2 separate regions of the Homo sapiens genome follow, and region 1 is linked to region 2. Evidence: read pairs that join two places in POLR2A ChIA-PET (ENCODE). Cell type or tissue: PC-3. All regions are shown on one strand. Links, peaks and the distances in the headings refer to the core of each region. The heading gives the core; the rest is flanking DNA. Region 1 holds the start of LOC105375061 (a long non-coding RNA gene). Region 2 overlaps C6orf132 (chromosome 6 open reading frame 132).

Region 1 (5,374 bases), core at 133-5,132, 110 kb before region 2:
AATGTATTCATCACAAGTCACTTACCAAAGCACTTCTAGACTTCTCCAACCTCCATGACTTTGCTCTGCTTCCTCCTGTCCCTGTCAGCAGGGTTGCTGTTTGTACTTGAAGGTAATAAACCTGTAATCCTTCAAAAATGCCATTTAGCCCCAGGCTTCTGAGCTGAGTCAGACTGACCCATCCCACCGTTAGGGCAAAAGTCAGGCTGGGACACAGCGCCAGTACAGAGAGGATCCTGCTTCATGCAACTCCCCTTTTGGAGTTAATGCAGCGTGATTTCCTGGGCCGGTGTTTTCAGGCATCGCCCACCCCAGGTATGCTGGTTCCCAGCTCCACGTAGGTGTGCCTATCACGCTGGGCCACTTTGCTGACAACATTCATAGCTTGACATGAGAGAGAATATCAGCAGAAGCATGAGAGTAGGACCTGACGTCTTTGACTCTGCAAAAGCATTTAGCACACACTCATGGGGGGGAACTGGCTGTGAGCCACAGCAGCCCCACACAGACAGTGGTCTCTGAACTTCAGGAAAGCCATGGACAGAAAAAAAAATAAAATTCTTTTCCATCATTCTATTTTCAAAGAGGTCTTGGCGTTTTCCTACATCTTTTGTTTAGAGGGGGAAAAAAGTTTCATTTGCTGCCATTTCAGAAAGGTTATGCTATCCTGTTTTATCCAAGCAGTTGTGAGTCAGGAACTGCCTGGGCAGTGTGCATCAACTTTGTGGCCGAACCATTACAGCTGTCATATCCTTGGCTGATCGTCTCTCCCAGGGACTACTGCCCTCCACTTAGTGTCTGAGGGTAAGCCTAGAAGGGTGCTGCTATTGGGTCTATGGAAGCTTATCTATCAAAGGAGCAAACATCCAGAAAAGTGTTTATAAAGCAAATGTATTGCCTCTGTTTAGAGATTTGCCCAGCTGTTCCAGTTTTAAACATTAAAAAATAAACTCAGTTGCCATGGCAAAAATAGAATGCACAGCTTACTTATAATTTTCCATGCAGTATAGCATAAGGATTTTTGACTTGAAACAACCAAAGAACTCCTCCTTAACGAGACAGTTCAAATTCCTGAATTAGTATTTCTTGACTATCAACTTAAAGAATGGACTTCCTAGTACAATGTTGCACTTATTTTTTTTTCTGAAATAATTCTGCCTGCATGTATGTGTTGTGTTTTAGCTTCTCCCCTTACCCCACCCCAAAGATCTTTTCTTCCTAATGGTTAATGTCTCAACTCGGTTACTGTTTACTATCAGATGGTTTTTCATTAGTGAATTTAGACCTCTTTGAGAAAGCTTGTATATAAAAAGTTAACAGATATATTTTATGGAAAAACCCATCTTATTTTCAAATATATTTAACTGCTGTTATATTTTATTAGAGGAAGGTTGTAAATATTTTCTAGGAGTTCTATTGTAAAGAAAAGTATTTTTGAAAAAAATTAATGTAATAAAAAGGAAAACATTTTTAAATAGTGGTTGTGATTGCTTCCTGTTCTGGCTTCGTTATGTTCTATTCTCAGCAGATGAATTGCATGCCTTCCATATCAGGATGTAATTTATTCAGGTTTGCACTATTATAAGTTGACATCATAATATCTAGTGTGCTTAACTGTATTTTCCCGGAATGCAAGTCCCTTGGTCCATATTAAAGCACTATGTATAGCATATTCATAATTTTTCTTTTGTAACGTGTGTATTTTTAATAAGGATTTTATGTAACATTTTGGCAACAAGAGGACCGTATTTTCTAGTGAATTTTATAATAACATTTTGCTAAAAATGTTTCTTCCTAGGTCAGTTTTTGTTAAGGTGAACCAAAAGTCTTATTTTACCAGGGGTTTAAAAAAAGTTTGAAGCTTGAAAGCAAAGTTATATTTAAACATCATATGTAACAAATAAATAAAGATGTTTTATAGACTTGTCCTAAAAAGGTGCATTCCTTAAAAAAAAAAAAAAGAAAAAAAAAGGAAACTGGGGCATTCTAGGTTGTTTCCCCTCCAAGTGATAAGCTTTTTTTTTTTCTTAATTATCACAATGCTTCTTCAAAAAGGGAACCAGGGAAATTTTATTTAACACATTCTAATCATTAGCCTCTCAGAAAGTTATTACAGTTCCTATAGATGGGCATTCATCAAATGGAGATGTAACCAAACAGACACTGTCATATTTATTTGTGAAAACCTGATTCAATATTGCATCAGCTGCTCTGAAAATAAAATATTAATCTTTTGCGTTTCGTTTGGCTTAAATATTTCTTCTTTCTAGCCATTGCTATGACTTCTCAATGCTGGATAAATGCTAGTTTACCTGTTAATTGGTTTCCGTAGACAACAAGTTTAAGTCGGCTGATCAAATTTAATGATCATTATTAAAGTGTCCCCCGACTCCGAAGACCAGGACATACATTTCTGCTATTCAAGCAGTGGATGAACCACTTGGGTTCGTAAACCTTATGACTCAAACTGTGTCATAAACTCAAACTGAGTCATAAACCTTATGACTCAAACTGTGATTCAAGGGAGCACACTGTGACATACAGGTGTCTTACACTAAATCCTCCACAAAGTCTTAAGTCCACCCCGATTTATTTGCATTTTAAATCTGAATTTCCAAATTTGAGTAAGTAAGTTTACTTTTTTTTTTTTGACAGTCTTGCTTTGTTCCCCAGCCTGGAGTGCAGTGGCACGATCTTGGCTCACTGAAGCCTCCACTCCTGGGTTCAAGCAATTCTCACGGGTCAGCTCCTCTAAGTCCACCCCGATTTATTTGCATTTTAAACCTGCATTTTCAAATTTGAGTAAGTATGTTTACTTTTTTTTTTTTGAGACAGAGCCTTGCTTTGTTCCCCAGCCTGGAGTGCAGTGGCATGATCTCAGCTCACTGAAGCCTCCACTCCTGGGTTCAAGCAATTCTCACGGGTCAGCCTCCCAAGTAGCTGGGACTATACAGGTCATGCACCACCACACCTGGCTAATTTTTGTATTTTATTAGAGGCGAGGTTTCGCCATGTTAGCCAGGCTGGTCTCGAACCCCTGGCCTCAAGAGATCCGTCTGAGGCCCGCCTCGGCCTTCCAAAGTGCTGGGATTACAGGTGTGAGCCACTGCACCTGGCTGTATGTTTACTTTTTTTTTTTTTTTTTTTTGAGACAGAGTCTCCCTCTGTCACCCAGGCTGGAGTGCAGTGGTGTGATCTCAGCTCACTGCAAGCTCTGCCTCCCGGGTTGATGCCATTCTCCTGCCTCAGCCTCCCGAGTAGCTGGGACTACAGGCGCCCGCCACCACACCCTGGCTAATTTTTTGTATTTTTAGTAGGGACGGGATTTCACCTTGTTAGCCAGGATGGTCTCGATCTCCTGACCTCATGATCCACCCGCCTCGGCCTCCCAAAGTGCTGGGATTACAGGCGTGATGTATGTTTACTTTTCATGGTCAACAGAAAACTATAGAAGAACTTTCAAATTCTGGATTTCATACAGAAGTTTACAGAATTTTACAAAAATAAATTTGCTTTAAGTGGGGAATGCCTATTCAAGACCTTGATCTAGATTCTTTTGGAGGGTGGGGGGGGTGGGGAAGGGGGGTTGTTGTTGTTTTTAAACTAATAGAGACAGGGTCTCACTATGTTGGCCAGGCTGATGTTGATCTCCTGGCCTCAAGCAATCCTTCTGCCTTGGCCTCCTGAAGTGCTAGGATTATAGACATGAGCCACTGCACCTGGCCTCTTTTGGATTTTTTTTGTTTTTGAGACGGAGTCTCACTGTCGCTCAGGCTGGAGTGCAGTGGCGCGATTTGGGCTCACTGCAACCTCCACCTCCCGAGTTCAAGGGATTCTCCTGCCTCAGCCTCCCGAGTAGCTGGGACTACAGACCACCACGCCTGGTTAATTTTTTTTTTTTTTTTTTTTTTTTTTTAGTAGAGATGGGTTTCACCGTGTTAGCCAGGATGGCCTGGATCTCCTGACCTCATGATCCACCCACCTTGGCCTCCCAAAGTGCTGAGATTACAGGTGTGAGCCACTGCGCCTGGCCTTTTTTGGTTTTTGACTTTAATTTTAGCTGTTTACTTTAGACAACCTATACCAAATAAAATAGCTATTCCTCTAGAAACTGTGTGCCTTAGCCAGTGCTGTAAATTTAAAGTCTACTTCTGGAGGCCTAATTGGAAGATTTTTTTCTACTTTTATTCAGTCAGTCGATCCTCATGAGCCACCATTATTCCATACTGTATTATACAGGGGGAGGAGAGTGTATAAAGATGGCTGTACATGATTCCTTCCTGCCAAGGAATTTAATACCTAGAAAGACATATGGGGGCCTTGGAACAGATTCAATTCCAGGATTGAGAAGAGACCTATCAATATTCGGAATCCTCTCACCATCACCCACATGTACACAGCAATTTATAGCGGGTGCTCAGCAACTATTTGTTCAATGAGTTAACTCGCCAGTCCTCCAGGTACGCTCATCCATGTGTGCATTTGGCAGAGAGAGAATGTGTGTGTAAATCCTGAATTCCATTTACTCCCTATCTACCATCCTCAGCCACCGCCAGCGAGCTGAGATGTGCTCTAGGAATGTGGATGAGAGTTCATGTTGACACAGCAAAGCATAATTAGGAAGACATTTTAAGAAATTGAATAATATATTCCTAAGAGAACCATAAGTGATCTTTGAATTGTAGATATCCCTGTGTAAAGGAGCCAAAGGGCCAGTCGTGATGGCTCACTCCTGTAATCCCAGCACTTCGGGAGGCCGCGGCGGGTAGATCACCTGAGGTCAGGAGTTTGAGACCAGCCTGACCAACATGGAGAAACCCTGTCTCTACTAAAAATACAAAAATTAGCCAGGCATAATGGCGCATGCCTGTAATCCCAGCTACTCGGGAGGCTGAGGCAGGAGAATCCCTTGGACCCAAGAGGCAGAGGTTGCAGTGAACCGAGATCAAGCCATTGCACTCCAGCCTGGGCAACAGGAGTGAAACTGTGTCTCAAAAAAACAATAATAATAAAAATAAATATAAAAAAAGGAGCCAAAGAGCTGATTACTTCCTTTATGTACGAGAGGATCTTTTGGAAAGGACTGTCTTTAAAAACAGAACAACTGGCACAATCAAAATATGATTAACTGTAAAATATTTGATGTATCTATGTTTATTTTTTCTGGACATAAAGCAAGGTTTACTTGCATCAACTATCTAGAATCATTGGACTCCTGCTCCTCTACATGAGGTTGGGTGTCTGGAAGTTTAGGCTGTAGGAAAGAGACCCTTAACGGATAGGCCAAGCTTCAGAACGCTGTCCCTGCCCACACCTCATGCCAAAGAGCACTGTTCACAGCCCTACTCTGGGCAAAACCTGATGTTGCCCCTTA
Region 2 (5,374 bases), core at 155-5,154:
TGCGTAGCTAAGACTCCGAGCTGGCTGCTACCCAGGGTCAACCATGCATTGCCCACTGGCCCAGCCCCTGGTGACCCACCCTTGAGACTTGGCTGAGCTCTGAGGAATCCCAGGCATGAGGATGTGTGTGTCCCAGGCATGAGGAGGCCAGTGGGGTGGACTGGGGCCATCAGTGGGTAAGCCCTGCCCTCCTGAACTCTCAGGGGTGCAACAGGTGAGCAGTGGGCCCCAGCCCCCACAAAACTGCAAAGGGAAACTAGCCTCATCCTTGAATAGCGAGTGTTTTCTTCCCTGCCTTCTTCCCTCCCTTTCTTCCTCCTTCTCAACTCTGAAATGTTAGCAGTCAATAGGGCAATAGGGGATTCCTGGTGACCTGTCCCTGACCATGGGGAAGAACCCATTTCCTCAGATGCAACCAGAGAGACACACCCTGAAGGCTGTGCCCGGAGCAGTGGCCCAAGTCCTTGATTAGAATCCAGGGGAAATAAACTTTCTTGAGCACTACTCTGCAGGACCTCTTAAGGTGTGCAGTGGCCTCTGGTATCACAGCAAACCTAAGGGAGGTGGGATTATTCCCATTTTACAGATGAGAAAGCTGAGCCTCAGAAGGCAAGAAAGGGACACACTTCTTGAGCACCATCTATATGTCAGCTACTATCTCTGACTCCTTTTAGATAAGTCAGTTAAGATTGCAAATCTGGTCTGCCTGACTCCTAAGTTGATGTTTTTTCCACTCAATCACAATAATTAAAAAGAAAACTAGGCCAGGCGCGGTGGCTCATGCCTGTAATCCCAACACTTTGGGAGCCCGAGGTGGGAGGATCACAAGGTCAGGAGTTTGAGATCAGCCTGGCCAATATGATGAAACCCCGTCTCTACTAAACATACAAAAAATTAGCCGGGCATGGTGGCATGCACCTGTAGTCCTAAGTATTCAGGTGTCTGAGGCCGCAGAATCGCTTGAACCTGGGAGGTGGAGGTTGCAGTGAGCCAAGATCGTGCACTCCAGCCTGGGTGACAGAGCGAGACTCCGTCTCAAAAAACAAAAACAAAAAACCCCAAAAAACACACTATTATTGTATTGGGTATTTTTTTTTTAATTATAAAGGAAACAAAAGTTCATTGTTAAGAACCTCAGGCCGGGCACGGTGGCTCAAGCCTGTAATCCCAGCACTTTGGGAGGCCTAGGCGGGCGGATCATGAGGTCAGGAGATCGAGACCATCCTGGCTAACACGGTGAAACCCCGTCTCTACTAAAAATACAAAAAATTAACTGGACGTGGTGGTGGGTGCCTGTAGTCCCAGCTACTTGGGAGGCTGAGACAGGAGAATGGCATGAACCCGGGAGGCGGAGCTTGCAGTGAGCCGAGATCGCGCCACTGCACTCCAGCCTGGGCAACAGAGCAAGACTCCGTCTCAAGAAAAAAAAAAAAAAAGAACCTCGCAATAAAGACAAGGAAGGAAATACATATAAATATTCTTGGAATGGTAGTTTCCTCCACCCATGCTTCCTCCCTAATCATTGCTGGGAACTTTCCAATATACTAGGCTGTGATGATGGGTTTTTTTTGTTTTTGTTTTTGTTTTCGAGGTGGAGTTTCGCTCTTGTTGCCCAGGCTGGGGTGCAATGGCATGATCTTGGCTTACCGCAACCTCTGCCTCCCGGGTTCAAGCGATTCTCCTGCCTCAGCCTCCTGAGTAGCTAGGATTACAGGCATGTGCCACCATGCCCTGCTAATTTTGTATTTTTAGTAGAGACAAGTTTCTCCATGTTGGTCAGGTTGGTCTTGAACTCCTAACCTCAGGTGATCAGCCCACCTCGGCCTCCCAAAGTGCTGGGATTACAGGCATGAGCACCCGCCCCTGGCCACTGTGATGGTTTTTAAAGGGCTGCTTTGGCCAGGTGAGGTGGCTCACATCTGTAATCCCAGCACTTTGGGAAGCAGAGGAGGATCACTTGAGCCTTGGAGTTCGAGACCAGCCTGGCCAACATAGCAAGACCCTGTCCCACAAAAAATATAAAAACAAGCTGGACAGGCTGGGTGCAGTGGCTCACGCCTGTAATCTCAGCACTTTGGGAGGCCGAGGTGGGTGGATCACTGGAGGCCAGGAGTTCGAGAGCAGCCTAGCCAACATAGCAAAAACCCATCTGTATTTAAAATACAAAAAAATGAGCCAGGTGTGGTGGTACGCGCCTGTGGTCCCAGCTACTTGGGAGGCTGAGGCAGAAGAATTGCTTGAACCTGGGAGGCAGAGTTTGCAGTGAGCCGAAATTGCACCACTGAACTCCAGCCGGGGCAACAGAGTGAGACTCTGTCTCAAAAAAAAAAAAAAAAAAAAAGCTGGAAAGCTGGGCATGGTGGCTTGCACCTGTAGTACCAAACTTTGGGAGGCCAGGAATTCTCCCTTTTTTTTTTTTTTTTTTTTTTTTTTTGAGACAGAGTCTTGCTCTTGTGCCCAGGCTGGAGTGACGTGGCGCAATCTCAGCTCACTGCAACTTCTGCCCCCTGGGTTCAAGTGATAGCGATTCTCCTGCCTCAGCCTCCCGAGTAGTTGGGATTACAGGCGCCTGCCCCACACCTGCCTATTTTTTTTTTCTTTTTTTTTTTTTTTTTTGTAGAGACAGGGTTTCACCATGTTGGCCAGGCTGGTCTCAAACTCCTGACCTAAGATCCACCTGCCTTGGCCTCCCAAAGTGCTGGGATTACAGGAGCTCAGGAATTTGAGGCTGCGGTGAGCTATGATCTTGCCACTGCATTGCAGCTTGGGTGACAGTGAGATCCTATCTCTAAAAAAAAAAAAAAAAAAAAAAAATTAAAGGGCTGCTTCAACTGAACTGAGTTGCTGGCTTGTACACCTCTGTGAAGTAAGTGAAGTGACCGATGGTCTTAGCTTCTGGGTGTTGTCTGGGTGTGAGGACGAGGAAGTGCTGAGGCCCAGTTTCGTGGAGTTCCCAAGCTGGTAGAGCCAGGGCTGGACTCTGCCCCAGGCAGCCACAGTGCAGGGAGTGGCTGTGGCCGGCTGCCCAGGCTGGCCCAAAGAGGGAGGTGCTGCAGCCAGGCCCACCAGGAGCACGCTCAGATGCTCTTTTGCATGTTCTTTGCTTCACTGTACACAGGTTGGTCTGCCCCTTTCGATGTGGGCTGCCACACTCGGAGGGCCATGCACTCCACTCCCCTGAGAATGTTTGAGGCACATGGCAACCCCTGCTGGCAGCACCCTGGGCTCCTAAGTCTGTCATTTTCCTGATGCCAAGGGTGGAGCAGTGTAAGGTTGGGACACAGCAGGCTCCCCAGCTGACTGCAGCAGTCAGAGCCCTGTGTCTGAGGCCAACAGTGACCTCAAGCCCAGCCCTGCCTGCCTGGTCTGGGGCTCCTGGAAAAGAACTTTGAGAACTCTCCCTCCCACCTACTCCTGCCTCTACCCTGCTGCCCCTTTGGCATCTCTGGAGTCAGAGGACAACCTCGAGGCAATACAGTTGTCTGTCCCAACACCCTGTCATCGAGGGGTGACCCTGAGTGTCCAGGTCACTGCCCACACGACGCAGGTGAGCTGACTCACAGAAGGGACACTTTATGGACTGACAGAACGCTGTAGTCAAAGTGATCCTTGGAGAGTATTTACAGAAGGGGCAGAAAACTGAGACCAGAGTGAGAAGTTACTTTGCTCCAAGTTAATTGGTAGCAGAGCTAGAGCCATAACACAGGTTTTCTGCCTCTTTGTCCCATATTCTTTTTTTTTTTTTTTTTTTTTTTTTTTGTGACAGGGTTTTGCTCTGTCACTCAGGCTGGAGTGCAGTGGCACAATCTTGGCTCACTGCAATCTCCACCTCCTGGGTTCAAGTGATTCTCCTGCCTCAGCCTCCCAAGTAGCTGGGATTACAGGTGCCCACCACTACACCTGGCTAATTTTTTTGTATTGTTAGTAGAGATGGGGTTTCACCATGTTGGTCAGGCTGGTCTCGAACTCTTGACCTCAGATGATCCACCTACCTTGGGCTCCCAAAGTGCTGGGATTACAGGCGTGAGCCACCATGCCCGGCACTTGTCCCATATTCTTTCTGCCACTCTCACTCATCCAGGAACATATTCATTCAACAAACATTTGTTTAACTGCCCGGTCTGTGTCAGGCACATACAAAGAAGCAGCCATCACCGAGCCCTCAAGTAGACTGGGCTGGGCAGCAGGGACTACAGTCATCAACTCTATGTCTATAGACATAGAGTTGTGTTAGAGGGAAAGTATGAGAGCAAACACTGTACTGGCAAAGGAAGCAGGCTGTCAGGTCCCAATATTGGCCCTGGCACTTACTAGCTGTGTGACCTTGGGCAATGTACTTAGCCCTCTGTGCTTCAGTTTTCTCATCTATAAAATAAAAATAATAACTTGTCTCTTAGGGTTACTGTGAAAACTAACAGTAAGACTGGGTTGCTATATGTGAAGTACTCAGAACAGTGCCTTGCACCTAGTAGATGCCTAATAAATGTCAGCTGCAATAATAATGCACACAGAGCCTGAGGATCACACAGGGAGGAGAATTAACTCTGGCTGGGGTTGCCAAGAAGGACTTCACAGAGGAAGGGCATTTAATCTGGGGCTTAAAGGATACCTAGGAGTTTGCCAGGAAAAGAAGAGAATCCTAGGCAGAGTAAGAACAAGAACAAGGCTGCGGAAGCTTGAGGTGTGGAAATGGATCGCAAGTGGGAGCAGTGACTTTCGGGGGTTGGGAGAGGCAGATGTAGCTGGATCATCTAGAGGGCTTTTCAAGCTACCCATCTGCCCCTGGGACCTCTGAAACCTCTGCACAATTCCTCCAACAGGTGGTTTTTGTGCCCCACTGAGGACCCCTGCTGCAGGGAGCACACTTGTTCATGAGTCGGTCAGGTTCCCCCAGCTACAGTGGGATAGGAAAAAGACAAGAACCACCAGTGGGAGCCCAGGGTTTGTGGAGTAGGTGGGGAGAAGATGGTAGGAGCTGCAGAGGTCCAACTTATGAAAGTTCTCACAGGCCATGTGAAGGTGTTTGAATTTCTTCCTCTGGACCAATGGAAGGATTCTGAGCCAGAAAGTAAGCTGCTCTGAGATACTTTTGGGAAAGAATATCCCCGTGGCAGCTTTGGAGAATGGAGTGAGGCGGAGACTGGGAAAGTATCTGGCATCAAAGGGAGTCTGTTCATCTGGGTGAGGGATGGTGAGGACTGAGGAAGGGCTGAGGTGGAGGGGCAGCAGGAAGGAAGGATTCAGGAAGTGATGGGCAGAACTGGATGACCAGCTGGGTTTGCAAGGTGCCCGAAAAGACAGTGATCCATAACTCGCTGTGGGACCTTGGGCATGTCACTGAATCTCTCTGAGCCTCCATTTCCTCATCTGGAAA

What was found. ChIA-PET counts read pairs that join two places held together with the same protein. Peaks named below come from ENCODE experiments on the same cell type or tissue, not always from the same donor. Only the 100,000 strongest peaks of a DNase experiment are listed, where the experiment ranks them.
Region 1: POLR2A ChIA-PET joins it to region 2 with 15 read pairs; 7 of 35 experiments call an interaction of 5 or more read pairs at or near these places.

Annotation. Positions count from the first base shown.
Region 1 is chr6:42,221,798-42,227,171 of GRCh38, reverse strand. It overlaps TRERF1 (transcriptional regulating factor 1), which reads left to right. Exons shown (of 18, transcript NM_001395490.1): 18 at 1-2,241. LOC105375061 (a long non-coding RNA gene) reads right to left here and starts at 2,433. Exons shown (of 4, transcript XR_001744122.2): 1 at 2,313-2,433. RefSeq lists an enhancer at 2,586-2,665. In PC-3, for the core only: no CTCF peak of the experiment used is centred there; DNase peaks (open chromatin) are centred at 181, 721, 2,501 and 4,491; H3K4me3 peaks cover 2,466 bases; H3K27ac peaks cover 5,000 bases.
Region 2 is chr6:42,116,309-42,121,682 of GRCh38, reverse strand. All of the region lies in intron 2 of C6orf132 (chromosome 6 open reading frame 132), which reads left to right. Among named protein-coding and RNA genes, the nearest start is that of C6orf132, 24 kb to the left of the region's middle. In PC-3, for the core only: no CTCF peak of the experiment used is centred there; a DNase peak (open chromatin) is centred at 2,952; H3K27ac peaks cover 3,535 bases.